Linked DNA regions of Homo sapiens: region 1 is linked to region 2. A link is an interaction called in ENCODE POLR2A ChIA-PET data of the cell type or tissue named here. Cell type or tissue: MCF 10A. All regions are shown on one strand. Links, peaks and the distances in the headings refer to the core of each region. The heading gives the core; the rest is flanking DNA.

Region 1 (14,901 bases), core at 3,404-11,403, 79 kb before region 2:
GCTGAGATCGTGCCATTGCTCTCCAGCCTGGGCAATAAGAATGAAACTCTTTCTCAAAAACAAAAAACAAACAAACAAACTATATATATATATTGGAGACAGAGTTTCGCTCTTGTTGCCCAGGCTGGAGTGCAATGGCGCGATCTCGGCTCACTGAAACCTCTGCCTCCTGGGTTCAAACTATTCTCCTGCCTCAGCCTCCAGAGTAGCTGGGATTACAGGTGTGTGCCACCACACCTGGCTAAAATTTTTTTTTTTTTTTTTTGAAATGAAATCTCGCTCTATGGCCGAGGCTGGAGTGCAGTGGTGTGATCTCGGCTCACTGCAAGCTCCGCCTCCCGGGTTCACGTCATTCTCCTGCCTCAGCCTCCCGAGTAGCTGGGACCACAGGCGCCCACCACCACACCAGACTAATTTTTTTTTTTTTGTATTTTTAATAGAGACAGGGTTTCACCATATTAGTCAGGATGGTCTCAATCTCCTGACCTCGTGATCCGCCCGCCTCGGCCTCCCAAAGTGCTGGGATTACAGGTGTCAGCCACCGCACCCGGCCAATTTTGTATTTTTAATAGAGACGGGGTTTCTCCATGCTGGTCAGGCTGGTTTTGAACCCCCAGTCTCAGGGGATCCACCCATCTCGGCCTCCCAAAGTGCTGGGATTACAGGCATGAGCCACCGTGCCAGACCAATTTTTTGTATTTTTAGTAGAGATAGGGTTTCACCATGTTGGCCAGGCTGGTCTCGAACTCCTGACCTCAGGTGATCCACCCACCTCGGCCTCCCAAAGTGCTGAGATTTACAGGCATGAGCCACCACACCCAGCCTTGGATAGCAACTTTTATTGAAGTGGTGGTGTACAGCAGCAGCAGAGAGACTGCTCCTTGCGGAGTATGGCTACCTCATAGGCAGTGTGCCCAGAGTGGCAGCTCAGAGGCAGTTCTGCAGTCATATTTATACCCACCTTAGTCATATGCAAATTAAGGGGCAGAGTATGTATGCAGAAATTTCTGAAAAATGGGTGGTAACTTCTAAGTTGTCAGGTTGTTACCATGGAAAGGGACAGTAACTTCTGGGTGTTGCCATGGCAATGGCAAAGTAACATGGCACAGTGGAGGCCATGTCTTAAAGAGAGGTGCTTTCCCCTCCTTCCCTGTTTTAGCTATTACTCAGTCTGATTCATTGCTGAGCCCCATCTCTGGAGTCAAGTCCCACCTCCTACCTCAACATGACCAAATCTAACTGCAAGCAAGGCTGGGAAATATAGTCTCTCTTGGGCAGCCATATGCTCAGCTGAAATTCTAGTCTGTCGTTAATGGAAGAAGAGGAGGATGGATATTTGGGGCCACATCACCTTTCTGTTGAGGCAGAAACTAAGACACAGAAAGGCTAAATAGGCCGGGCACAGTGGCTCACACCTGTAATCCCAGCACTTTGGGAGGTGGAAGTGGGCAGATCACTTGAAGCCAGGAGTTCAAGACCAGCCCAGCCAACATGGTGAAACCCCATCTCTATAAAAATACAAAAATTAGCCAGGTGTGGTGGTGTGCACCTGTAGTCCCAGCTACTCAGGAGGCTGAGGAACAAGAATTTCTTGAACCTGGGAGGTGGAGGTTGCAGTGAGCTGAGATCACGCCAGCCTGGGTGGCAGAGCAAGACTCTGTCTCAAAAAAAAAAAGAAAACAAAACAAAAGAAAAAGCCTGGTGCAGTGGCTCAGGCCGTAATCCCAGCACTTTAGGAGGCCAAGGATCAGCTGAGATCAGGAGTTTGAGACCAGCCTGGCCTGCATGGTGAAACCCCATCTCTACTAAAAATACAAAAAAAGGTAGCCAGGCGTGGTGGCGCACGCCTGCAGTCCCAGCTACTCAGGAGGCTGAGGTAGAAGAATCACTTGAACCCGGGAGGCAGAGGTTACAGTGAGCTGAGATCGTGCCACTGCACTCTAGCCTGGGTGACAGAGTGAGACTGTGTCTCAAAAAAAAAAAAAAAAAAAAGGCTAAATGAATTGCCCAAGGCCACAGAGTCAGAACTCCATGCCATCAGTCCTGGTGCCATTGCAGAGAGAAGTGCCACTGTTACCAAAACACTAGGCATTTGGTCTAGGTCCTGCTGTTCGCCACATAGAAAGCTAATGATGACTGAGATGACAAATATTGTCAAGGAAGAAGACTGTAATCGGGTCCTACAGCTGAGAAGTTGGGAGCTCAGTCTCAAATCCATCTCCCCAGTGGACTAAAACTAGGGGTTTATATAGCAGGGAAGAAATGTAACAATGTTCAAGATAACAGGAACTAGGGAGGGGCAAGGAAGCAATCATAATGAATAAGGAATGGGCATCTATCTCAATGTCCGGATGTGGCGATCTGGTGAGTTTCAGTTCTTTGATACTTTTTTTTTTTTTTTTTAGAGGCCTGAACTTCTTTTCCTGAGGAAGGAACTCAGATAAAAACAAATGTAAGTTTCAAGCTTTAAGACCAGAAGGGGCAATATCTATGTTTATCCAAAAAAACTGTCTGTTTATTGGGTAGGTCTCACCACTTTGTCTCCTGAATGTCTTCCCGAGGAGACTCTGATCTCCTTGAGGGCAGGGCATGTGCCTTTCCTGTCTGGAAGGCACCTAGTAAATGCCCAATAAGCATTGGTTGTTATTGTGAAAGAGCAGTAACTGATTCACAGCTGCTTCCATAGCACTTCCTGGACTCCAGCACTCACTCCGGACCAGGCTCAAGTTTCTGGATGGGTAGGAGGGCTGGCTGGGAACAAAAGAAAACAAAGGAAAGCTGATTTGGTTCTTTGTTCTGTGTAGCCCTGTGCTAAGCTTCCCCGTCCTCCAGCAGCTTGCACAGACCCTGGTTCCAGCACTTGGAGTTTTACTGCAATAATGCTCCATTATTGCTGTGTTAGAGTGTTATTATGTATTTCCATGTCTGTCCCTCCCCCTAGACTGGAAATGCCTTAAGGTTTCTTTAGTCCCAGGACCTAGATCAGTGCCTGGCATATAACAGGTGTCTTGTAAATGACCGTTGACTTCATGAGTGGGTTTTATGTATTGTATTGTACTGTAGTGTATTCTAGAGTATTGTATTCTAGAATATTGTATATGTTTGAGACAGTCTCACTCTGTCACCCAGGCTGGAGTGCAGTGGCATGATCTGAGCTCACTGCAACCTCCACCTCCCAGGTTTAAGTGATTCTTGTGCCTCAGCTTCCCAACATAGCTGGGATTACAGGCGTGCACCACCACACCCAGCTAATTTTTGTAAGTTTAGTAGAGATGGGGTTTCACCATGTTGGCCAGGCTGGACTTGAACTCCTGGCGTCAAGCAATCTGTCCGCCTCAGCCTCCCAAAGTGCTGGGATTACAGGCATGAGCCACCACGCCCAGCCAAATTTTTGCATTTTTATAGAGACGGGGTTTTGCCATGTTGGCCAGACAGGTCTTGAACTCCTGGCCTGAAATTATCCACCTGCCTCGGCTTCCCAAAGTGCTGTGATTACAGGCATGAGCCACTGCACCTGGCCTGCATGAGTGAAGAACTGAAAAAGGAGGACAGAAGGAAGGTTGGGGACAGGATCGAGGTTTAGCAGGGTGTCAGAACCACCGTACTAGCCAGTTTTACTGCAATAATGCTCCATGACAAGCCCTCCCAGAACACTGGCTTACATCAACCAGTGTTTATTCACATATTTTCCCCACTCATGAGTCTGTGAGTGGGGAGTCGCCACTCATAAGGCTGGCTCTGCTGGGGCTGAGCTATACTTGGCTCTGGGCTTAACCTTAGGTATGCTCCGTGTGTTTCTTCCCTTTCTTGGGCAAGTTGCTGTTTGGCATGTGCCCTTCTCATGGTGAATGGCAGGAGTGGAAACATGGTGCCACTTCAGGCTTTACCTTGGAACTGGCATGCTGTTGCTTCTCACATCCCATTGGCCCAAACTGGTCACATGGCCAAGCCCAATGCTGCTGGGTAGGGAAATATATTCCACCCACTCTCCTGCTCCAAGGTCACAAGGTAAGTCACATGAAGAGCTGAAGAACAATCTACCACAGCTTCCCTGAAACAAAACCCAGAACCTCTTATGTTCCTCCAGTGAGAAACTCTAGAAGAGTGGCTGCTGGTCCCTGAGTGCCACTTGTGGTCCTGATAGCCCTTTCCTCCTGGGTTTATGGCAGAAAGAGACAATTGTCCCCATTGCCCATTGCCCCTTTCTTTCTTTTAGTAATAGAACACTCCAGGTTTTAGTTAGGCATGTGGTGCCCACTAGGGGCCACATTTCCCAGCCTCCTTTGCAGCTAGATGTGATCATGTGACTAAGCTGTGGCCAATGGGATGATGCACAAATGCCACAGGCACCTCCTGATGACAGTTGGTATGAGGAAGCTGCATGTCCTCCCTTCCTCTGTCCTCCTTGCCTTGGGCTGGAATGTGGGCTCACATGGATGGTGAGGTAGCTTCAGCCATGAAGACAAGGACAACACTCCAGGATGACGGAGTAACACAGCAGAAGGAATCTGGGTGTTCACACAAGCTCCTGGTGTTTGCCCTGGTTGCCTGCCCAACCCTGGTCCCTAAAGTGAGAGAAAAATAAAATTCTCTTCTGTGTTATATTTTTGTTTCTTCCAGCATCTTAGCCTGTATCTCAACTCACATAAAGTCCCTCACTTGTCATCCCTTTGCTGCCCCTGCTCTGGCACCTAAACACCCCTTGCCTACCTTTTATCTCCCATTCACCAACGTGTGGACCCAAATCCCTTTTCTTGATTTTCCTTAGCAAAATGGAGACAGGATGGAGTTTTTAAAAATCGTAAACTACAAAGAGTAGTCAACGGCAAAATAGAACCCAAGAAATGAAGCAGAAAGCAATCAAGTTTCCATCACAGAGATACCTCGCCCCATCATGGCCATTACCCAGGGCAGTGTGATTGGGCTTTGCCCAGGGGGCTGGAAATTTAGAGGATATGGAATTTAAAACAATAATTGCGGAAAGTGATGAAAGTGAAACTGTTGTGACATTTTTAACATTTTGACAGCACATGCACCCCTGCATGACACAGAAACAAAGGGATTTGGCCCTTCCATAGGAAGCTTCCAGAAGGCCTGTGGTTAATAACACCTCCTTCATGATTCCTAGATGGAAAACCAAAGTTGGTTTGAGGGTGTGTTTCAGACCCTTGCCTGAGGCAGCCGAAGTGCCAGTTAGAGCTCTGTGTCCTACCAAAGGTGACTCACCCCATGGACTCTGCACCTTTTCACTCTCACCTTTCAGAATTTCCAACTATTCCGATTTCATGGCCACTTTTATGGAGCTTCTTGATCCGCAAACTTCAGGCTACTTCCCTCCAACCCACATCATCTTATCTCCTGCCCTCTCTGACCTGGGCTCCTGGCCATGACATTTCTTTCTTGGCCAAGACCAGGAAAGTTCCCCCTAACTCTCTGGAACCCTTCTTCATCATGCCAGGTTCCATTCACAGTGACTTGTGTCATCCCTAGACCATTGCCAGGAATCTGATGATGAGTCCAAGAAATAACCTGTGACCCATATTTTCCAGAGTCCTGCAGGAATTTGACATTTGTAGATCTCAAAGTCTCACAATTGCTTTTTTTTTTTTTTTTTTTGTCTTTTTTAGATGGTCTTGCTCTTGCTCTGTCGCCCAGGCTGGAGTGCAGTGGTGCAAACTTGGTTTACTGCAGTCTTAAGTCTTAACCTCCTGTGCTCAAGTGATCCTCCTGCCCCAGCCTCCCAAAGTGCTGGGATTACATGCATGAGCCCCCATGCCCAGCCCAACAATTTCTTAATTATACTATAGCCTTTGCTTCCACAGGAAGGAAGGGAGGAAGAAATTATTTTTTTTTCCGAGACGGAGTCTCGCTGTGTCGCCCAGGCTGGAGTGCAGTGGCGTGATCTCGGCTCACTGCAAGCTCCACCTCCCGGGTTCCCACCATTCTCCTGCCTCAGCCTCCTGAGTAGCTGGGACTACAGGCACCTGCCACCGTGCCCGGCTCATTTTTTTGTATTTTTAGTAGAGACCGGGTTTTACCGTGTTAGCCAGGATGGTGTCGATCTCCTGACCTCCTGATCTGCCCGCTTCGGCCTCCCAAAGTGCTGGCATTACAGGCGTGAGCCACCGCGCCCGGCCGGGAGGAAGAAATATTAAGGGAACATCTAGTATGTGCTAGATATTTTCCTATTTTCTTTCTCATCTAGCTGCAAGATCATATGATAACATGAGACAGCAGAGAGGAGAAGACCCCTGTCTCACAGCCAGTAAGTGGTAGGGCTGAGGTTTGAACTCGGGTTTCTCCAACTCCAAAGCCTGGGCTCTTTCCTTCATGCAGTCTCCACACAAGAACTTGCACAGGTGCTCAAGGGTGCTGAGGAGGAGTGTTTGGTTGAAGATGCAAGAAGAGAGAGAGATTAAATGGGAGTGGGCTTAGATGAGGGAGGAAGAAGATGATGGGGAAGGAAGGTGGCAGACGGACTGAGTGATGGAGAAGGGAGGTGGGGGAGGGAAGGGTCACAGGGTTCTGCTTTGACAGGGATTTGGGATCCCAAGAATGGAGCTTTTTTTCCACACTGTGCCTTGCTGGAATCACCTCACGTCCCCACATGCGATGAGCTCATCCTTCTCTTGGCACCACCTGCCTCTCATCTTGGCCCTGGCTGGGACGCACCAACGTTTCTGCAGGAGGAATAAAGCAATAACAGGAATCTCATTTTTCTCCTTAAAATAATATCTCTCTGTTCTGCCAGCAAGCAGGGAGCTACTCCTGCCAGCACTCCAGTGGGAAGCCTGTTCCCAATCCGATAGGATTAGTCTGATACTGGCTTCCCAGGAGCCCCCAGTAGCCAAGGCAGCCCTCAGGTGACCTTGAGCTCCTGGCTACAGATCCCCTGATGTCCTTCTCAGCCCCCAGATAGTCACTCACCTCCATGCCTCCATCCCAGGCTCTCCAGGGCAAAGGGATGCTATTCTCACTAGTCCCAGGCTCCCCTAGCTGGTAGCTCCTTCACCATCTCTCTAGGACCTAACCAATTTCCTACAAGGAAAGGATCACTGGAAAAACCATTTTGAACAGGAAGAATTTAATTTTTTTGCAACAGGCTTTCCCCTCTTTAAAGAAAAGAAAGAAAAAAGAGTCCTCATTTACCTAAAGGTCTGAGTGCCTGGAAATTTCTTCCCTGTGTGCACATTACCCACTTCCTGGCTGCAGGGATGGAAGGACTCGGAGAATTCGAAGGATATTAAACAGATTCATAATGGACTCAGCAGTATAAACATGTCTCAAGTGCAGACAGAAATGCCACAAGCTCCTACTTGGTTTAATGAAAACATACACCAGTTGTGTCTGTGTTCCCATTTTACAAATAAACAAGGTGGGGAGATGGACTCGGAAATTGTCCCTGGGGAGCCAGGTGCCTCTGTTCATTGCAATTTCAATGGCTTCTCCTGCCCACAAACAACTCGGAAAAGAACGCTTAATGTAGCCTTGCAGATCAGTGCCAAAAGGCACAGCAAATGGGAGACGCCTGGCCAAATGGTCCGCAGCCATTCCTGTTCTTTGTGGTGATGCTCCGCGTGGCTGGGGGCTCAGGGGCCCCGAAGACGGTGTTACCAACCGAACAGCTCCAGGCAGCAGGATGTACACAGGACGGTGCATTGGGAGGCCTGGGTTCAAATCCAGCTTCTGTTCCCACTGCCAGCAGGCTATGCCATCCCAGGCACCTGACTCCACCCCTCTGCCTCCAGCCAGGTTTGCCTCATCTGTGAAACGGGGTAACAATCCCAGACCTGTGTCGCCGCATGATCGCAAGGGCTCTCTGAGACAAGGTGGGCCAATGTCCTGGGTTAAGATGTAAATGACTTCAGGAATGGCCATTTTTCTCATTTTAATTCAAAATCAGTATTTCCTATTACTGGTTCTTTCAAATCTAGAGCTGGAGGGACTGTGTCACAGTCAGAAAGTCTAAACAAGTCGAGGCAGGATCATTGACTCAAAGGCCAGCATGACTAATTTGGCCCCATAGCTAGTTAGTTCGGTGCTAGGAACATCCACCAAACCAGTGAGCTGGCTGGGTTGACCCGTGGGTTTGGTCAAAACGGCTGCCTGGTTGTTCCAGCAGGGGCACGGCCCACATCTGGACAGGGAAGGAAGATAGATGTGGACATTGGAGCCAGCATGCCTGGGTGTTGCTGTGTGACATGAGGCAAATTCTTGAACCCTCCTGTGTCCTGGGCTCCTCATTTGCCAAATAGGGACTAATAGAAGGCCCTCAAAGGAGACTTGGAGGATGAAATGGTGGAGTTGTGTGAAGCGCCCTGGACAGTACCAGCCCCCAGCAAGTGCTCTGCAAGTGTTAGGTAATATTTGTGTCAGGGGAACTCTAGGCATTAACAGCAAGATGTTTCTAAAGAATAAAAGAAATTCTCAGATAAGGAAACCGAGGCTCCTAAGTGGGGCACGATTTGAGGAAGTTCACACAAGTTCAACTCGCATTCAACTGACATTTTCCAGGCACCGTGATCATAGTAATCATCGCATGGTTAACATTCAGGGATCCCTTTCTCCATTCCAGGAAGAGTGCAAAAAATATCTTGTGCTTTAAAGAATCAAATTCTCACCTCTACTCTGTAGGGAAAACACCATTATGCCCATTTTACAGTTAAGGATATTGAGGCCCAGAGAGGGAAAGGACTTTTCCTGACCTCAGGCAGCTGGTAGCTGGGATTAGCCCATTTTTCTTCCCCAGAATGCTCGCTACCTCTTTGGCTAGGCTTGGGCACCTGGTTCTTTATTCTTGGCCCAGACTCCAGTGCTCCCTGCTTCACTCCCTGTGGCTTCTTCCTCTGTACTTCAGGCTTCCCAGGGCCTGGGTGTGCAGTCTCACCCAGCGTGGGGACATGGGACAGGACAACTTTGAGCTCAGCCTGGGGCCTGGATCTGTGTCCAGGTGGGCGTCACTGTGTCTCCCCTAATCTCCTTGTCCAGCACTACATTTTTCATTGTGCTTGGTGAGTGCTTGCAGCATTTTTCCCCCGCAGGTTTTTGGCCATGCTCATGTCCAAGGCTCTAAGGATTCTCTGTTCTCAGATAATAAATAACAAGTTTCTAAGTCTTCCAGAGAGGTGGGAAGGGAGATGCTCAGCAGCTCCAAGGCCTGAAGAGGCCTTGGACCTAACCCAAGAGTTCCTGGCATCCTGGTTCATCTGTCCCCAAAGATACCTACTTTCCCACCTCTCTGGCTGGTGTGTACATTATCCCCAAATTCTTCCCAAGGAAAATAAAAAACAAGAGTGGAGAATCAGAGAGAGAGAGAGAGGGGAAAAAAATACCAAACCCTTGGGAAGAGAATAATTATTCCTCTTACTCATCATCACTTTATAGTGTAGAGCAGAACCTACTGTCCTAGACCAGGCAAGAGAGGCCCCTGGCCTGAGTCTTCACTTTATAGCTGCTCTTGCTTTTGCCAGCCACGCCCCTCTCCATGGGGTGAGGAGTCCACAGGGAAGGGATGTGCCCGTCTGGAGCCAGCACCCGCTGATACACCGTGCTGGGTGTGCCTGGACCCTGGAATGTCCTGCCCCAATGGCCCTGAACCCACTTCCAGGATCTGCATGGGCTTCTTCCTGGAATCCATCTTCCCCAGGCCCCCGCCACCCCACCCCCAGTGTGTGCACCTCTGGGCTGAGGGGTGTGTGTGTGTGTGTGTGTGTGTGTTAGACATTAGGGCTAAGGCATCCTCATGCATCTGCCTGAAGCCCTTGCTGTGCAGGACGGAGCTGGCAGGAGGAAGGGAAGGGAGAATGGGCCATGAGTAAGGGCCAAAGGCTGGCTTCTCCCCATGCTGGGGTGTTCTACATTGAATTCCAAAGAGTCCAGGGACTCCAAATTCAAACCTGGCCTTCCAGGGTGTTATGACAGAATATTTGTGAGAGTTGGAGGATAAAACATTTCATTTACGAGTTTACTAAAGTTGATTTTTTTTTAGCTCTTTAAGTATTTAGACATATGTAGCTGAACTTCATCTACACTCTTGCCCCAGGCCCTGCAATTGTTAGGAGTTGGTCTGGTTTCCACATCCCTTTTCATCTCCCTACAGACACATCTCCTTCAGTCACCATAGCTGGGTATAATCACTTGCACTTACAAACGAAGAAGGCTCTGAGGCTCCGGGAGGTTAAGAACTTGCCTGACTTGGCCGGGCTCAGTGGCTCACGCCTGTAATCCCAGCACTTTGGGAAGCTGAGGCGGGTGGATCACGAGGTCAGGAGATTGAGACCACAGTGAAACCCTGTCTCTACTAAAAATACAAAAAATTAGCTGGGTGTGGTGGTGGGCGCCTGTAGTCCCAGCTACTCGGGAGGCTGAGGCAGGAGAATGGCGTGAACCCGGGAGGCAGAGCTTACAGTGAGCTGAGATTGCGCCACCGCACTCCAGCCTGGGCGACAGAGCGAGACTCCATCTCAAAAAAAAAAAGAACTTGCCTGACTTTGCATAGGTGGGAAGTGGCATAAACTGGACCCAAAACCAAACCCCCCAACCCCACATCTGGTTCTTCCCACTCCCCTGACCACCCCCATGCCCTGCCTTGGAGACTCTTTCCCCTCTAGGAGGTGGTACCTTTCTCCTCTGTGGGTGCCCAGGCTGAGTGGTCAGTCAAGTGGAAGAGGCACATGCAGGCTTGGGGGCGGATATAATAAAACAGACTCACTCCAGCATGGGGGGAGAGCAACAAGGCTCTTGTTTCTCTTCCTTCTAAGTAGGTGCTCTTCCCCTGTCTTAATTGGGGGCAACCGAGAAGAGCACCTACTTAGAAGAAAGAAAAACGACAGCCTGTTGCTCCTCAGATTGGTGATTCCTGATAGCTCCTGTTTCAAAACCATAACCTCATCAGGCCCCGCTTCCCAAAGCTCCCCTCTCCCAACAAACAGAGTTTTCCATTGTAGAGAAGGGAAGAAATGCGGCTCTAATCCCCTTCGTTCCATGATTTCATCTCCTTCTCTCTCTCTTCCCTGGGGACTCCAGGCAATCACGTGGAGGAGGGAAGGTGGGGCGGGGAGGGGAGCCAACACTGTCTTCGCATGATCTGGGGGGTCATCCAGGGCTTTGGGCAGAAATAGGGGAGCTGGAAGGTATAATCCATCCCCTCCCTAGCAGCCAAGAGAGCTGGAAAACTGGGAGTCTTCCATGAGGCCACCCTCCCTTAACCTCCCCACTGGCCCACATGCCACTGATTTCACCTCCTTGACTCTGTCCCCAGTCATGTATCATGAGTACATGTGTCATGGATCCTCTTGCTGCCTGAGCGCAGACCTCATCATTTCTCACTGAATTTTGCAACAGCTGCCTCAGTGGGCCTCTCAGACTCCAGTGCTGTCTGCCTTGGGCCTGTCCTCCACCCAGCTGTCCCTGTGATTCTCCAGGTCATGCCCCAGGAGCTCTGCAGCACCAGCAGGGTGAAGCCCACACTCCAAATGGTGCCCAAGGCCCTGCCTGTCCTCTCCCCACCTTCTCTCCAACTCAGTCATCACAATCTCCTCTTGCTGCTTTCTTTTTTTTTTGAAACAGGTTCTCACTTTGTCACCCAGGCTGGAGTGCAGTGGTACGATCATGGCTTACTACAGCCTCAACCTCCACATGGAAGGTTCAAGCAATCCTCCATCCTCATCCTCCCACATAGCTGGGATTACAGGTGCAGGCCACCACTCCTGGCTAATTTTTAAAATTTTTTGTAGAAATGGAGTTTTGCAATATTGCCCAGGCTGGTCTTAAACTCCTGGGCTCAAGTGATCCACCCACCTTGGCCTCCCAAAGTGCTGGAATTACAGGCATGAGCCACCGTGCCTGGCCTTCCTTTTGGCATTTTATGATCCGTAACTCCAGATTCCATAAGGTGCTGTTCTGGTCTCTACAAGGCTGCTCCTGTTGCTTTCCCTCCTCCAGGAAGCCTCCATACACACATGCACACACACACACACACACACACACACACACACACACACACACACACACGTATGCACAGGCGGGACCACCACTTCTCCTTGGGGCTTCTGTAGAGTCCTCTGTGCTTCTCTCTCTCTCGTGTGCACTGACCACGTTTTCCTCCAATCATCCTCTTGTCTCTTACCCACTAAACTCCTTGAGGGATACATGGTTTCTGCATTTTTGCATTTTTGCTTTCCCAGGTCCTACCAAAGCTCTTGGCCGATCAGCCTTACCCCATGCTCCCACACACTTAAGGGAAGCAGGCAGACTCTCTGCTCTTAACCCTGTGCTTCCTATCCACACCTCCCAGCCTATCCTGCTGCCTGGCACGACCCCACTGCAGAGCCCTTCATTTCTTCCATCTAAAGATGACCCTGACCCTACCCCTTCCCCGGCCCCACCTCTTTCTGCCCCGTGCTGCCTAGGGCCTCCTCCAGCCCGCTGCCCGCCCACCCTGGGCTCTGCTGACACAGGGCTGCTGTGTGTTTTACAGACTTGCAGCCCTTGTTTGAGGTAATACAGAGTTTCCAGGAAAGAGCCACATAGAATTGAATATCATATTTACATATATTTTTTTAATTTTTAAATTTTTTTTTTTTTTGAGACAAGGTCTCACTTTGTCACCCAGGCTGGAGTGCAGTGGCACGATCTTGGCTCACTGCAGCTTCTAGCTCCTGGGCTCAAGCGATCCTCCCGCCTCAGTTCCCAAGTAGCTGGGACTACAGGCGCATGCTACCACACCCAGCTAATTATTTTTTTTTGTATTTTTCGTAGAGATGGGGTTTCACCATGTTATCTAGGCTGGTCTCGATCTCCTGAGTTCAAGCGACCCACCAGCCTCAGCCTCCCAAACTGTTGGAATTACAGGCATGAGCCACCACGCCCGGCCTGAATACCATCTATTGTTAGATCGAGAGTCAACAAACTCTTTCTGGAAAGGGCCAAATAGTAAATATTTTAGGCTTTGTGGGCCAAGAGCAAAATTAAGACTTATATAACAACAGAGAAAACACATTTTCACAAACCTTTTATTAACAATTCAAAACAATAATAATAATAGAAAGAGAGTTATTTTGGGGAAATGACATTTGGCTTAACTGAGGTTCAAAGTTGGTGTTCCTTCTCATCAAATTGCTTGCAAATGTTCATCTGTAAAAACCATTCTTAGCTCACAGACCCTACAGAAACAGGTGTGGGTTGGATTTGGCTGGTGAACCATAGTTTGCTGAGTTTCATAGTCTCTTCAGCCATCCCCAGCCTCTCTAACCCTCCAGTGCTGGCCCTGGCCTTTCCTCTCATTGCCTCTCCAGACTTTTCCTCTCATCTGCTGTCCACCTGTCCTCTCACTCCACCCCAAGGCTTCCCCGCAGACTCTAGGAGAACTGTTTTTTTGTTTTGTTTTGTTTTTTGAATACCGAGTATTTAAATCCTGTTAGGCTAAATTTTTCCTATCTTGGCCAGCAGTCAGCAAGCTGCAGTTTGTGAGCCAAATCTTAGTCTCCTATCTGTGTACATTTGGTGAGCTTAGAATCTTTTTTTTTTTTTTTTTGAGACAGAGTTTTGCTCTTGTTGCCCAGGCTGGAGTGCAGTGGCACAATCTCTGCCTCCCGGGTTCAAGCAATTCTCCTGCCTCAGCCTCCTGAGTAGCTGGGATTACAGGCATGTGCCACCACTCCCAGCTAATTTTGTATTTTTAGTAGAGACGGTTTCTCCATGTTGGTCAGGCTGATCTGAAACTCCTGACCTCAGGTGATCCACCTGCCTTGGCCTCCCAAAGTGCTGGGATTACAGGCATGAGCCACCGCACCCGACCTTCTTTTTGGTCTTTTATTTATTTATTTATTTATTTGAGATGGAGTTTCGCTCTTTTGCCCAGACTGGAGTGCAGTGGCGTGATCTCGGCTCACTGCAACTTCTGCCTGCCAGGTTCGAGCAATTCTCCTGCCTCAGCCTCAGAAGTAGTTGGGATTATAGGCACCGCCCCCACACTATGCCTGGCTAATTTTTTTTTTTGAGATGGAGTCTCGCTCTGTCACCCAGGCTGGAGTGCAGTGGCGCAATCTCGGCTCACTGCAACCTCCACCTCCTGGGTTCAAGTGATTCTCCTACCTCAGCCTCCTGAGTAGCTGGGACTACAGGCACATGCCACCATACCTGGCTAATTTTTTTTTTTTTTTTTTTTTTTTTTTGTATTTTTAGTAGAGACGAGGCTTCACCATACTAAGCCAGGATGGTCTTAAACTCCTGACCTTGTGATCCTCCTGCGTCAGCCTCCCAAAGTACTGGGATTACAGGCATGAGCCACAGTAATTTTTGTATTTTTAGTAGAGACAGGGTTTAACCATGTTGGCCAGGCTGGTCTCGAACTCCTGGCCTCAGGTGTTCTTATCTCAGATTGGGCTAGGTCCTGGGTGGGGTTAGGGAGGACAGAGGAGGAAGCTTTTCTTTCCTAGCCTAATAGACCCATTAGTAAGGCATTTCTCACCTGTGAGCCAGTGGTTCTTCCACCCATTCCAGGGAGCTCGGCTCTAATGCTGTACCTGGGCCTCATTGCCAGAGAGTCTGGTTTAGATGGGTCCCCAGAGCACATTAAGCACTGTCCTCTGCCAAGGTGCTCAGACTGCAGCTCCTGTCATGGGGACAAGGATATCTTCTTCCTGTTCCAGAGTCAGTGACCTTGTGGTGTGACAGATGCCACGGGGCCACATGTGTGCAGTGGAGTGGGAGCCCAGAGGAGGGGTACCAAGTGGTTCTGAAGGAGTCCTGTGTGAGCATCACCAGGAAGTGGGGGTTTCTGAAGTGACCCATCCGGTTTCCAGAATGAATTTGTCAGAGGTAAGGACCAGAGATGTCCAGAGTTTCCTGTGAGTCTGCACCCAGGCAGGTGAAGGTGGTAAAAAGATTCTGATCAGATGC
Region 2 (14,901 bases), core at 3,559-11,558:
TTGTTGCCCAGGCTGGAGTATAATGGTGCGATCTCGGCTCACCGCAACCTCCCCCTCCCAGGTCCAAGCGATTCTTCTGCCTCAGCCTCCTGAGGAGCTGGGATTACAGGCATGTGCCACCATACCAGGCTAATTTTGTATTTTTAGTAGAGATGGGGTTTCTTCGTGTTGGTCAGGCTGGTCTTGAACTCCTGACCTCAGGTGATCAGCCCCGCCTGCTTTGGCCTCCCAAAGTGCTAGGATTACAGGCATGAGCCACCAAGCCTGACCTTTTTTTTTTTTTTTGAGACAGAGTCTTGCTTTGTCACCCAGGCTGGAGTGCAGTGGCACGATCTCGGCTCACTGCAAGCTCTGCCTCCCAGGTTCATGCCATTCTCCTGCCTCAGGCTCCCAAGTAGCTGGGACTACAGGCACTTGCCACCACGCCCGGCTAATTTTTTGTATTTTTAGTAGAGATGGGGTTTCACCGTGTTAGCCAGGATGGTCTTGATTTCCTGACCTCGTGATCCACCTGCCTTGGCCTCCCAAAGTGCTGGGATTATAGGCGTGAGCCACCGTGCCCGGCCTTTTTTTTTTTTTTTTTTTTTTTTGAGACAGGATCTTGCTTGGTTGCCCAGGCTGGAGTGCAGTGGCCTGATTACAGCTCACTGCAGCCTCAATCTCCTGGACTCAAGCAATCCTCTCACCTCAGCCTCTTGAGTAGCTGGGACCACAGGTGTGTGCTACCACACCCAGATAATTTTTGTGCTTTTTGTAGAGACAGGGTTTCGACATGTTGCCCAGGCCGGACTAAAATTCCTGGGCTCAAGTGATCCTCCTGCCTCAGCTTCCCAAAGTGCTGGGATTACAGGTATGTGCCATCGTCACCAGCCAGAATATGCATTTTCTTTTTTTCAGACGGGGTCTCACTCTGTTGCCCAGGCTGGAGTGCAGTGGTGTGATCTCAGCTCACTGCAACCTCTGCCTTCTGAGTTCAAGCGATTCTCCTGCCTCAGCCTCCCAAGCAGCTAGGATTACAGGTGTCTGCCACAACACCCGGCTAATTTTTGCATTTTTAGTAAAGATGGGGTTTCACCATGTTGGTCAGGCTGATCACAAACTCCCGACTGCAAGTGATCCGCTTACCTCGGCCTCCCAAAGTGTTAGGATTACAGGCATGAGCCATTGTGCCTGGCCGAATATGCACTTTTAATAAGCATCAGCCAGGCTAGGCAGGCCGGGGGCCACACTCGAGAACATTTGCACCACAGCCACTGGCTACCTGCCCCTTTTTCCATAAGGTTCCACTGCCCTCTCTCCCCTCTATCTGGGTCTGTTCTTCAGGTTCTTCCCTGGGAGCTCTCTGAGTGACATAACTGTCCCCAAGTGCTGGGAGATGGAGAGAGGAATCACCAGACTGGAGCAGGCCCCCAGAGCGGAGATGGGAAGGGGAGGCTGGTGTTCTGAGGCTCCCGAGGCAGTGAGAGGTGACCGGAGGCAGTGAGAGGTGACCGAAGACAGTGGCTGAGAACCAGGGAGGGGCTGCGGGAAAAAGCCCTGGGTGCAAGTCGCTCTTTCCTTAGCGTCTTTGAGAGGAGGGATGGGGAAAGGTGAGGTACTAGGGAAAACCATCTGGAAGGAGGTCAGGCTGCAGAAAAGCTGCAGGAGTCTGGGGGACTAAGAAAACAGTGGGAGACCCCGCTGCAGCCCAGCACGTGAGGGTGAGAACGTCATGAATGAGGGAAGAGCAGGCAGGGGGTGGTGGCCTTGTGGCCTCTGGAGAGGAGGAGCCACATGACTCTGGGGTGATCTGGGGTGACCCTCAGGGTAAGGGTACCTCCCTAGCACTGAGTACAGAGGGAAGCCTACACTGCCAGGTGCAGTTTCCCTGGCAATGCTTCTCCTTCTAACACTATGTGAGTTTCCTAGTGCTGCTGTAACAAACTGCCATAAACCAAGTGGCTTCAGAGAACACAGACGGACTATGACAGTTGTGGAGGGAAGAAGTTTGAAAAGCGGGGTGCCCGCAGGCTGCAGTGCTTCTGCAGGCTCCAGGGAGAATCTGGTCCTTGCCTCTTCCAGCCTCTAGAGCCTGCCGCACTCCTTGGCTCATGGCCCCGTGTCATTGTAGCCTCTGCTTCTGCCATCACATCTCCTCCTCTGCCTCTCCTGCCTCCCTCTGTCCTTTATAAGAACGCTTTTGAGTATATTGGACCCATCTGGATAGTCCAGGATAAATCCCTCCATCCTCATATCCTTAATTTAATCACACCTGGAAGGTTCCCTTTGCCACATAAGGTAACATATTCACATTGGGACAGTTAGGGGATTGGGATGTGGACATCTTTTGAGGTGGGAAGAAGGAGCTGGGGTTCTTTTTAACATTTTTTTGAGACAGGGTCTCTGTCACCTAGGCTGGAGTGCAGTGGTGTGATTGAGACTCACTGCAGCAGCCTCAACCTCCTGGGCTCAAGTGATCCTCCCACCTCAGCTTCCTGAGTAGCTGGGACTACAGGTGTGCACCACCATGCCCAGATGATTTTTGTATTATTTTAATATTTTGTACACATGGAGGTCTTTTAATGCTGCCCAGGCTGGACTCAAACTCCTGGGCTCAAGCAATCCTCCCGTCTTAGCCTCCCAAAGTGCTGGGATTACAGGTGTGTGCCACCAGACCCAGCCCGGACCTGGGGTTCCTGTCTCATGTCAGCCTTAGCAATCTGGGTGACCCTGGGCAAGGCCTATCCCCTCTCTGGGCCTTTGTTTCTCCACCTGTGCAATGAGGCTGTTCCCTCTGGCTCCTTCACTCTGAGTTTTTCAGTTGGGAGAATATCTTGGCAGGGAGCAGAGGTCGGCGGGGGTGGTTGTCATTCCATTTCAGGGCCTCTCAGAGTCCTGCCGTGGTGTGCACTGTGTGTGTGTTTAATTTTCTACATTTGGATGTGATCCTAATCCAATAAATGCTTAGGAGACTTCTATAGAATAGATTAATTTTTACTAGAAAAAAATATAATTGGCTGATGTTAAGGCTACTGCCCTGACAAATCTGCCTTGGCCATATATCTGAGAAGGTAAAAGACCCGCTACGCTTGCACATAAATATGCCATCTTCCCCACAGGCCCTGGAGAAGCACCCCGGGGAGGTTTCCCTTGGTGATTTATTCTTCATTAATAAGCTCTATGCTATATTAGGATCAGATTTATGACTCTGCCTTTCTAATATTTCTGACATTTCATCTGAAAAGAATTACAAATGAAATCTTGAAACTTTGCCACTTCTCCCTGCTAGTGCTCTGGCACTCTGTGTCCAAGGGGAGATGGTGGGCTGGGGAGACCCCAAGAAGCAGGGACAGAGGCATGTTTCTCAGGGAAAGGAGCGATCAGCTTGACTTTGGGAGAGCTTTATTCAGTTTGCAAGCAGCTTGGGAGGTGAGCGGTTCAGGCGAGAAGGCTGCAGACCAGACCACAAGCCCAGCAGCAGCAGTGATGCCTGTAACATGTATGAGATGGTGGCAGGCACATTCATTCATTCAACAGCTATTTGTTAAGCACTTTACTGTGTGCCAAACACTGTGCTGCTTGGTGCTTGGGATACAGGAAAGAATAAAAGTGAAGCAGTGATGAAGATCTTGGCCTTCATGCATATGGTGTTCTAGCAGAGGTAGGGGAGTGTCAAGCACTGATGAATGAAAATCCTGAATAGGTAAAATATATCATATGTTCACACGTGGTAAGGGCTATGGCAAAACAGAAACAAACCCTCCACACAGGGAAAAGGGAACCAAGAGTGCCGGGTGGTCAAGTTGCAATGTTAATTAAGAAAGCACTTCAACTCATCAACTCAAGGAACCGTATTATCCCCATTTTACAGATGAGGACGGAGGCTCAGCGTGGATTAGGAGCTACACAAAGACACAAAGGGAACTTTGCACAACTTGAAAGTTTGCAAAGTGCCGTCTGAGCCATTAGTCTCCCTTCTCCCCACTGACTGCCCTACCACAATCACATGGGGACCATAAAAATACTGTTGCCTGGGTCCCGCTCCCCTGAGGCTTTGATTCAATTGGTTTGGATGCAGCCTGGGACTTGGCATGTGACTCTTGTGGTGCCAGGACTAAGAATCTTGTGTGAACTCCCAGCACAGCCTCTCAGGCCTCTATTTTCTCACCTGCAAGATGTGGGTAAAAATATTCACCCTGTACTGCAAGAGGATGTCAGGAGTGAAGGCAGAAACACAGCACCAGCCCTCCAGGACCCCCAACCCCTCCCCCACCCCAATCCTTCACCCCTGTTGTACCTTCTGACCTCAAAGTGGCTCTGATTATTTCACTCCCACAGGCCACTGGCTCAGAGGTATAGAGCTCACCTGTGGCAGATGGAGATGCGGATCTGAGGCTTCTGATGCTGCCACACCCAGCGGCGCCCCCCAAATTCCGGGCCCCTGGATGACATCTGGTCTGTTCCTGCAGCATCAGAGCACAATAGAGCCAGCCACCAGTCCCAGCCCTGCCTGCATCCCATCCATTCCTGGGTGCCTAACCCCGAGGATCCCCTGGCAGTATGATGCGGACCTGTCTTGGATCCCAGGGATATGCTGGCCACGGGGAGGAGCCGGAAACCAACCTTTGTGTCACTGTGTAGTGACAAGTGCCTTTGGAGGTCACAATAGCCAGTGGTGATTTCTACCACTGCCCCCAGCAGCCAAGGTGGCAGAGGAGCCCTGTCAGTCACCCCCATTCTGTTCATGGTCTCACGGTGGGCTCCACATGGGGGGTGGCAGCCCTCTCCCCCACCCCACCCGACCCCTTTCGACAGATAGGGTAATACAAATACAAATAACACCAAAAGATTGAGTTGCTGGGCAGAAAGGGACCAAAGGCCAGTGTGTGTGTGAGGGGTGGGGGCAGGGCAGGAGAGGAGCAGCAAAAGGCTGTGACCGCCTGGCTGAGCACTGGATACTCACTGAAGGGCAGGGAGGCTTCCTGGAGAAGGAGACCTGGCAGGGGCTGAGGGAGTGATGCCAGGCATGGGGGTTTGGAGGGACCCCAGGCATGGCATGCCTCCATTCCTCCCTGTGCTATCCACTCTATATAAGGGGTGCTGTGCAGGGAGACAGCTTGCATCCAAGCAGGGAGGCAGGGAGGATGAGAGGCAGAGAGGAGCCCAGCTGGGTTGATGGAAAGTCTGGGAAATGCAGGAAATCCAGGAGGGGGAGAATGATTCCAAGCTGTGGCCTGTGATGGGCCTTGAAACCAGGTGTAGGCACTTGGATCTGATCGCTGGGGAGCCAGAGCTGCTTCCTGAGCAGCAGAAGGGCAGGATGCGAATCAGACTAGGGGCAGTGGGAGGAACTGAGAGGCCTCAGGTCACCGGAGAAAATGCACAGGGCCGGGAGGCAGAGATGCTCCTGTTTTCTTGCTCTGGGGCTCAGGACAGTCAGTCACCCTGAGCTTCAGACTCAGCTCACTCATTTTGCAGAGATCCTGACGGCGATGCTTCAGGATGATCTGGGAAGAGTCAATGAGGTAAAATATGTGAAATATGCCTTGAAAACTACAAACCACAGCACATGTTCTGTTTTTGCTTCTGCTTGATGGACTCAGTGAGATGGTGGGGACAAGAATTAGAGAAGCCCATGAGGAGGCCAAGGGGCACCAAATAGACCCACCAAGGACCAGTGGGGACTTAGAGAAAGGATGAGTCAGAGAGAAATGACAGGAGCAGAAGGCAGGCCTTGTATGGAGGATGAAGGTGAAGATCATACACCATTAAACTTGAGAAAGAGGCGGGAGGAGCTGCCATTTCTTGAGTCTACTGGATGCCAGCAGTAGTGCTGGGCAAGGGCTTAACAGGTGGGGAAATCGAGGCACAGAGAGGTTAAGTAGCTTGCCTAAGATCACCCAGTTAGTAAGTAGCAGAGCCTGGCAGCTTAACTCCAAAGTCTTTGTACTAAAGCCAGATTTTCCAAATTTGCCCAACTGTAAGAATCACCTGGGCCTGTAATCCTAGCATTTTGGGAGGCTGAGGTGGGTGGATCACCTGAGGTCAGGAGTTTGAGACCAGCCTGGCCAACATGGTGAAACCCTGTCTCTACTAAAAATACAAACAATTAGCCGGGCGTGGTGGCAGGTGCCTGTAATCCTGTAATCCCAGCTACTTGGGAGGCTGAGGCAGGAGAATTGCTTGAACCCCAAAGGTGGAGGTTGCAGTGAGCTGAGATTGCGCCATCGCACTCCAGCCTGGGCAACAAGAGAGAAACGCCATCTCAAAAAAATAAAAGCCCGGGAGTTTATTACAGATGCATATTCCCAGGCCCCTCCTACGGAGGTTTTGAGTTAGTGAGTCCAAGGCCTTCTGCCTCTTCCCAATGTATTCATTATGCACCATCATTACTCTTGTTCAGATACAATGTGAGTGATAGCTTGTCTCTGGCAGCACAGCAGCCACACCCAACCAATCCAGACCTCAGTCATGAGGGTGCCAATCACAGCTAACATTTTTTTTTTTGAGACGGAGTCTTGCTCTGTCGCCCAGGCTGGAGTGCAGTGGCACGATCTTGGTTCACTGCAGCCTCTGCCTCCTGGGTTCAAGCGATTCTCCTGCCTCAGCCTCCTAAGTAGCTGGGATTACAGGCACCTGCCACCATGCCCGGCTAATTGTATTTTTAGTAGAGATGGGGGTTTCACTATGTTGGCCAGGCTGGCCTTGAACTCCTGACCTTGTGAGCCACCTGCCTCAGCTTCCCAAAGTGCTGGGATTACAGGTGTGAGCCACCGCACCTGGCCCACATAGCTAACATTTAATCAGCACATACAGGGCCATGCTCATCATTTTTTGCGCACAATGCCATTTAACCTTCACAACAGCCTGTGAGAAGGTGTGTTAGCCTCATTTTACAGAGGAAGAAACTAAGGCCCAGAGAAGTTATGCAACTTGCCCAAGGACACACAGCTTGAAGGAGCTGAGGTTTAACCCGTTTCTACGGGGTCTGAATCCTCCTTACCACCCCTATCTCCCCTGACTCCCAGGTTGTGTTTGGTGTACTTGGGTAGTGTCCAGCTGACAAATGAGATGTTTTAGCTTCAGACAGTCTATGCCATGTAGAAATGCACCCAGGACTGTGCATATTAGGGAGGTTTGCAAATGTGTCCACATTAGATAATTTTTCTCAAAATGCCCCTCACTGAACTTCTGTCATGCAGTATGTACTGAGCACCTGCCTCTTGCTAGGTCCCGGGAGAGAGGATGAAGAGGGCAGAGCCCCCACCCTCAGGGGACCTGAAAAATGGGAGTCCTTTGTGCTCATGGAAGCAGGGCCTTGGGGCCTCAGCACTATGGACATTTGGGGCCGGGTAATTCTTTGTTGTGGGGGGCTGTCCTGTAGATTGCAGGATGCTCCGCCGCATCCCTTGCCCCTGCCCTCTAGAAGCCAGTAGCACCCTCCAGTTGTGAAAGCCGTAAAATGTCTCCAGACATTGCTCCCAGTTGAGAGCCACTTCATTAAAGAAAAAAAAATAAAAAAGATTTCTGTATCCTCTATACATGGACTGAATTTCACTGACATTTCTCTAAAATAACTGAATCTATTTCTATACTCATTTTTTTTTACCAGCTGCCATTTTATTTATTTTTCTTTTCTTTCTTTTTTTAAGAAACAGGGTCTCACTCTGTCACCCAGGCTGGAGTGCAGTGGCGCAATTATGGCTCACTGCAGCCTCGACCTCCTGGGCTCAAGCAATCCTCCCACCTTAGCGTCCCCAGTAGCTGGCACGCCACTGTGCCCGGCTATTTATTTTATTTTATTTTATTTTTTTTGTGGAGACAGGGTCTCCCAATGTTGTTCAGGCTGGTCTCAAACTCCTGGGTTTAAGCAATTCTTCTGCCTTCATTTCCCAGAGTGTTAGGATTGCAGGCGTGAGCCACTGCACCCGGCCATTTTATTTCTTAACAAAGCACAAATCAAATGTACAATGCAGCTAGATTTTCCTTTATAAATAATGTCTAATGGATTTGTTTCTGTCAGCTGCCTAGAACATTCTGGTATCCCAGACAGAAGTGCAACACCAGGTGGAGGTGTTGCAGCTGAGAAGTTCTGACCAGCATACCAGCACCCCCTTAAAAGCTGTCTATACTTGCGGTTCTCAGCTAGGCTGCCACAGAATCGCCCAAGTCTTAAAAAAACAGGTCTCTGTCCTACTGCTTGAGATGCTGGTTCTCTAGGTCTGAGGTTCTGGCACCTGTGTGTTTTTAAAACTTTACAAATAATTTAAAAGCGCCTTCAAGTCCACAACAACAGAATATTTCCCTCCACTCCTCATTGTCCTGGAGTTCTCTAACAGTGCAGTTCTACAACTGGACACACGATGTCGCTTTTCAGCCACAGTTCTCACTAAGCGGCCCCACAGGGCGGCAGGTGCCTTCTGCAGAGAGAGAGAGAGGGCCTTGGCTGACAGGCCAAGACCGGGCATCCTGGCTCCTCCTCTGTACAGACTTTTCACAGATGTGAACTCTCCCTACTCCCTGTCTTCTGCCCCCAAATGAAGCCTCTCAGCTGGCAAGAGCTGAGAACTACCAAGCGAGCCATTGCTAATTTCTATTGTGTTTGGAACCACAAAAGGCAGAATTATTAAGGCTGTAAAGGACCTCAGAGCATCTGGTGCAGTGAGTTTCCAACTTGTGAAAATCTGATGTGATCTCGGACAAGTCACTTAACCCCCTGCCTCAATTTCTTCATCTGTAAAATAGGATAGGAATATATCTTGCCCGTCTGATTGTTATGAAGACAAAGAGAACAAATGCACATAAAGCCCGTGACCATGTGCTTTGTGAATGGAAGCTTTAATTTATTCATTCATTTATTTTATTATTTATTTTTATTTATTTATTTATTTTTGAGACATAGTCTCGCTCTGTTGCCCAGGCTGGAGTGCAATGGTGCGACCTCGGCTCACTGCAACCTCCATCTCCCGGATTCAAACAATTCTCCTGCCTCAGCCTTCTGAGTAGCTGGGATTACAGGTGCCTGTCACCATGGCCAGCTAGTTTTTGTATTTTTAGTAGAGACTGGGTTTCACCATGTTGGCCAGGGTGGTCTCAAACTCCTGACCTCGTGATCTGCCCGCTTTGGCCTCCCAAAGGAAGCTTTTATTTTTATTATAGTTTTACATAAGGATAAATTCAGCCTTAGTGAAGGGAAGTGACTTGCCCAAGATCATACAGTGAGACTGCTGGATCTGGGGCTCTACTTCAGAATTTTTTTTTGAGATGGAGTTTCACTCTGTTGCCCAGGCTGGAGTGCAGTGGCACAATCTCGGCTCACTGCAACCTCCACCTCCCGGGTTCAAGCGATTCTCCTGCCTCAGCATCCCTGATAGCTGGGACTACAGGCTCCCACCACCACGCCCAGCTAATTTTTATATTTTGAGTAGAGACAGGGTTTCACCATGTTGGCCAGGCTGGTCTCAACCTGCCTGGCCTCCCAGAGTGCTGAGATTACAGGTGTGAGCCACCACGCCAGTCTACTGCCATTGTCCATGATTTTTCCTACAGGGAAAATCACAATCCCAGAAGATAAGACAAAGAACAGTAAAAGGTGGCTTTTGAGGCAGTGAGTTCTACCTGAAGGTGGGAACAGCCCAGAGTGTCTGGGGACAGAGTGGTAAATTCTAATCAAGCCTTCCCATGGCTTTGTGGATGAGGATGAGTTTCTACCCTGAAGCTCGGCCTGTTCAGCCATAAAATCAGGATAATGGTGGCTGTGCCTCCTTAGAGTAGAATGAGAATCAGAGCAGAACAAGGGAAAGCTGCAGTGACTTGTCAGGTGTCAACCTTCAGCATGATGGGAGAGCCATGGGACCCTTCCCCTTTCCCTAAGAGAGCCAGCCCTCACAGCAGGCCTGGGATCCAATGCCCAGCACCCAGCTGGGAGCCCAGGGACCTTGGCCAAAATCTGGTTCTGCTTCAACTTGGTGCCCGGCCTTTGTCAAGTCACTTCCTCATTTGCAAACTGGGAGAGTTTGGATGAAACTATTGAATGAAATTATTTTGGGGGTTTCTTTCTGGCTCTCACAGTCCTCGCATGCTCACCATGTTCCCTTCAATTTCATTAGCACAGCCCAACAAAGGGTTAAGCAGTGGCAGTTCCTCTCGTTCTTTGGTTAGGACAGGAAGGTCAGGGGTGAGGCCAATACAAGAGGTAGCCGCCACAGCTGATGCTGGAAATGACAATAGTTCTTTCCTAGACTCATATTTGTCCCCTCTCCCTGAAGCTTTGCCTGCAGTGCCCTTGTAAAGAAGTTGGCAAGAAGCAGGAGTGAGGCTCAGCCCCTCTCTGAAATGGATACGCCGGTTGCTCCCCCTCATGGCTGGTCTCATTTGCCTTCTTCATTTTTAGACACATTCCAAACTTTTCAGCAAATTATAGTGTTTGCCAACTGGCCGTCTGGGGCCCAGGAGAGATGCTATTTATAGCGATGCTGGGATGCTGCCATCCCAGAGCAGCCTGGTAAGAAACGGAGCCAGAGTGCCTGGGAGTGGCGTCCTGCACCCTGGGGAGAGGCCAGGGCCCTGGAGCAGGGTGGCAAAGCTGGTGGCCCGTGGCAAGGACCACTGGCACATCCCCTGCCTGCCTGGGCCCTGGGGTCTGTGCCCATACCCCACACGGGGGGCTGCTTCCGTGCTCCTTGGAGAGACGATGGTGCTGTGGGGCCACTGAGCACAGTAAAGGCTAAGACCCACCATAGGTCAGCCCTTGCTCATGCTGACTGTTGCCCCATTTCCCTTCATTCTCTCACTCGTTCATTCCTCAGAATCTGCATCCTGGTTTTGTCACTACCTGGAGTTGTAAAGATACCACCAAGCTCACCTTGTGGTGTGAGCCTTGATTTTCCCCATCTGTGTAAAGGGTGGATCTGAGCTCCAAAGTTCCTTCTAGTCATATGCAGAGTGCATAATAAATGTGTTTGTATTCCCACTGTGCTCAGTGGGCACTGGGGCATGCAGAAGAGAAATTGGAATAAATGTGACCCTTGTCCTCCAGAGGCTCAGTACCAGACTGGAACCAGGACCCAGATGAGGGGCCTACCCAGAGAGGGCAGCGTGCTCTCCTATTTGTGTTAGGCGTTACCATTTACAAAGGGCTTTACGGCTTTGAAGGTCCCCACAACGCCCTGAGGAGGTGAAGTGTGGCAATGCCCGTTCACTTGGGAAAATACTGCATCTCAGAGAGACCAAGGGACTCGCTTAAGGTCACACAGATACAGTAAGTAAGTAGGGAAAGAGCTGGGGCCTCTGGGCTCCTTTTCCGGGGCTCTGGCCTCGGTTTTAACCCGTTCTCCTAGACCTCTCAGTCTCTGGGCCTCCCCTCTGTGTTCCCCACCCCCACTTTCCATCAAGAGCTCAGTTCTCTTAAGTTCTATATTCTCTCTTCCCCACCCCTAGAAATCTCTGCCCGCTTCCAGAAAAGGCTTTGATTCCGTCATTTTTGGCATTTCCCACCCAGGAATCAAGGCTGCCTCCTCTGTGAGGAAGGCGTGTGGAAGGCGAGCAGCTGAGGACACCTCTTTTTAAGAGAAGCTTCTCCATGTTCTTAGCCAGGTTATATAACTTCTTTTGCTTCTTTCTTTTCCACATTCTACATATTTTTCACAATGAGGATGTGTCACTTCTATAGTTAAAAATGGAAATCTTCATTTAAAAGAACAATCAGACACAAGGCAAGGTATGCTTACCTTCCCAATGACCAAGGAGCAGGGAGACATTGGTCGTGGAGGCCATAGGTGACCAGCCTTGAGGGAAGGGAAGGAAGGGGAGGTGCAGGGAGGCGCAGCAGAGGCACCCGAGTGTGCTCTACGAATGTAAGTCTGCCAGCTGCTCCTCTGTGCCTAGCACCCTGGAAAGCGCCCGCACACAGTGGGCCCTCAGCAAACTCCCACTGAGCAAAGGGCCCTGTGAGTAAGGACCTAGAAGCAGGGTGTGCTTGAGGCATGGGGTGGGAGGGCATCCAGCTTGGCTGGCGGTGGGAGCCGATGCAAAGGTGAGCTGAGACCAGACGGTAGAAGACCTTCAGTGCTGGGCCGAGGAGGGTTCCTTCATCCCATAGAGAAGAGCTGCCATCCAAGACAGAAGGCTGGGGAGTGACATGTTGAAATCAGTATCTTAGGAAAATAAAGCCACTGGCTGGGCCACTGGCTCCCCTTTGTAGAGGGGTCTACGAAGCTCCCGAGGTTTCAGATAGTCCCTGAGAGCCCTTCCCCTCGCGATGGGCTCCGTTTGAGGCATGTCCAGTGTGAAAGGACCACAGGCCACCTGAGGGACAGGACCAAGCAGAGAGCTAGTGACAGAATGCCCAGGGCTCCAAGACAGGGCTGGAGAGGTGGGAGTGGTCCCCACCTTGAGAGCCAAAGGGGCTGAGGGCTGAGGGTTGAAGGCCGAGAGCCAGGAAGGTCCAGGGGAGCAAAAGGGGGAGCAGAGGGGGAGCTGGAGGTGTTGGGGTGGTGGGTAGAGAGCCAAGATAGGGAGGGGACAAGAGAGGGGAGAATCTCAAGGAAAAGCAGGAGCATGAGACTGAGAGAAGGCCCCTGGAACACTGGCTTGAATGTGGCTGACATTGGCACTGCCAGTACTCATCCCAAACCAGGGAGCTCAGCCAGCGCCCTTTCTGCATGTCCGCTCTTTCATCAGACAGCTAGGAACAAGTTATACGAGATGATGTCCAAGTCCAATAAATGTCTAAGTCCTTTCCACTGGATCTGGCCCCAGCCTCCTCTCTGAACCATCTCCTATCACTCCACCCTATCCCTGCTGGCTCCTTCTGCTCCAGCCATACAGGCTTGCTCCTGGGCTCAGCTTGTGCCTGCCTGGGGAGCCTCGCGCTTGCTGTTTCCTCCTTGAGAAATTCCTGCCCTGGATAACTCCTTCCCCCACTTCCTTCAGATCTCTGCTCCCTTATCAGGGGGCTTCCCCTGGCTGCCCTATCTATAACAGCCCTGACCACTCTTTTCCTCTTCTCCTGCTTTCTTTGTCTTCCTGTTCTTATCACTAAGACATCACACATGTCTTAGTTGGCTTGTTTATATTCTGTCTCCACCCATCTTAGTCAGCTACTGCTGAAATGATGCTGTGTAACAAACCACCCCGATACTCAGAGGCTCCAAACAAGTGCTGATCTTTCTCATTTGTGAGTCTGTGTGTCAGCCCGAGCAGGGCAGCTCCAGGCTATGGCTTGGGTTTGGGTGGACTCCATGTCTCTCTCCATTCTCCTTGGACCAGCAGCTCCCTGGGGCACATGCTTGTCTTGGAGAATGGCAGGAACTTAAAAGCCAAGCCAAACCTCACAGCACGGTTAAGGGTGATCATGACACACCGCTAACATTCTAGTGGCCAAAGAAGTCTCATGGCCAAGTGTAATAGCAGTGGATTGGGCAAGTTTACTCTCTTACACCTGTTGTGAAGGGGAGTGGGAGGGGATGGGGGGGTGACCGTTTTCACAACAACAGTGCAAACTATCCCATCTCCCAATAGAACATAAACACCTTAAGGTTGGAACTGGGTCTGTATCCCCAGCACTTAAAATAGTTTTTGGCATACAGTAAGGGTGCAATAGACATTTGTTAAATAAATATACAGACTAACCAATTAGCATAATACAGATGACAAAGGTGTCTCTCTTCTGCCAGCTTCTGTGCCTGAAATGTTGATGATCTCCTCCCTATCTTCCTAACATCTCTCCTGTCCCCACCTGTCCATGCCCAGGGTTTGGCTGCTGTGACAGAAGTGTGAGAGCCTCCTGTCTCCCTTGGGATCCCAGTAAGAGCTTCCATGCCTCTCTCCCTGCTCACCTGGGCTCCCATCCCTGGGGACCTTCTGGAAACAGCTTCCAGGGCTCCCAGAGCTTACTTAGCCAGATTCTACATCTGGCTCCAGCTGTTATCCTAAGCTTGGCCTTGTTTTCTGATCTGACCACAGCTTCATCACTCCTACCTGACTGTGGGATTCTAGCCCCCAGTGGGGTGGGGGACCAAGGGTGACAATTACCTGGGACCTTGACTATTGAAAGGCTAATCAGGTTTGATTGGGAAAAAAGAGTTGCTAAAAAGGATTGTATTGGATAATTGGTGAGATTTGAACATGGATTTTATATTAGTATTGTGTTATTACATTTTCTGATATTAGTCATTCTTTTTTTTTTTTTTTTTTGACGGAGTTTGCTCTGTCACCAGGCTGGAGTGCAATAGTGTGATCTCGGCTCACTGCAACCTCTGCCACCCGGGTTCAAGCGATTCCCCTGCTTCGGCCTCCTGAGTAGCTGGGACTACAGGCGGGTGCCACCACACCCAGCTTGTTTTTGTACTTTTAGTAGAGACAGGGTTTCAACATGTTGGCCAGGATGGTCTCGATCTCTTGACCTCGTGATCTGCCCGCCTCAGCCTCCCAAAGTGCTGGGATTACAGGCATGAGTCACCGCTCCCGGCCGTTAGTCATTCTTATAGGTATGTAAGAAAATGTCCTTGAGGTATTTAGCAGGGAAGTTCATGATCTCTGCAGCTTACTCACAAATGGTTAAACAGAATGAGACTAAGAACAGACTAGTAAGAAAAGACTGAAGAATATAATTATTAGGCCAGGTGCAGTGACTCACACCTGTAAATCCCAACATTTTGGGAAGCTGAGATAGGAGGATCACTTGAGGCCAGGAGTTTGAGACCAGCCTGGGCAACATAGTGAGACCCCATCTCTACAAAAAAAAAAAAAAGTAAAAATTACGTGGGCACGGTGGTATACGCCTGTACTTCCAGCTTCTTGGGAGGCTGAAGTGGGATGATCAGAGGACCTCAGGAGTTTGAGGCTGCAGTGAGCTATGATTGCAGCACTGCACTCCAGCCAGGGAGACAGACTGAGGCCCGGTCTCTAAAAAAAAAGGAA

What was found. ChIA-PET counts read pairs that join two places held together with the same protein. Peaks named below come from ENCODE experiments on the same cell type or tissue, not always from the same donor. Only the 100,000 strongest peaks of a DNase experiment are listed, where the experiment ranks them.
Region 1: POLR2A ChIA-PET joins it to region 2 with 5 read pairs; 3 of 35 experiments call an interaction of 5 or more read pairs at or near these places.

Annotation. Positions count from the first base shown.
Region 1 is chr17:43,607,482-43,622,382 of GRCh38, forward strand. It overlaps LOC124904008 (a long non-coding RNA gene), which reads left to right and starts at 6,144. Exons shown (of 2, transcript XR_007065763.1): 1 at 6,144-6,265; 2 at 6,538-6,714. In MCF 10A, for the core only: no CTCF peak of the experiment used is centred there; a DNase peak (open chromatin) is centred at 8,020.
Region 2 is chr17:43,686,221-43,701,121 of GRCh38, forward strand. All of the region lies in intron 3 of LINC02594 (long intergenic non-protein coding RNA 2594), which reads left to right. LOC107985085 (a long non-coding RNA gene) reads right to left here and starts at 4,543. Exons shown (of 3, transcript XR_001752895.2): 1 at 4,346-4,543. RefSeq lists enhancers at 4,372-4,872, 4,873-5,373. In MCF 10A, for the core only: a CTCF peak has its summit at 8,336; a DNase peak (open chromatin) is centred at 8,361.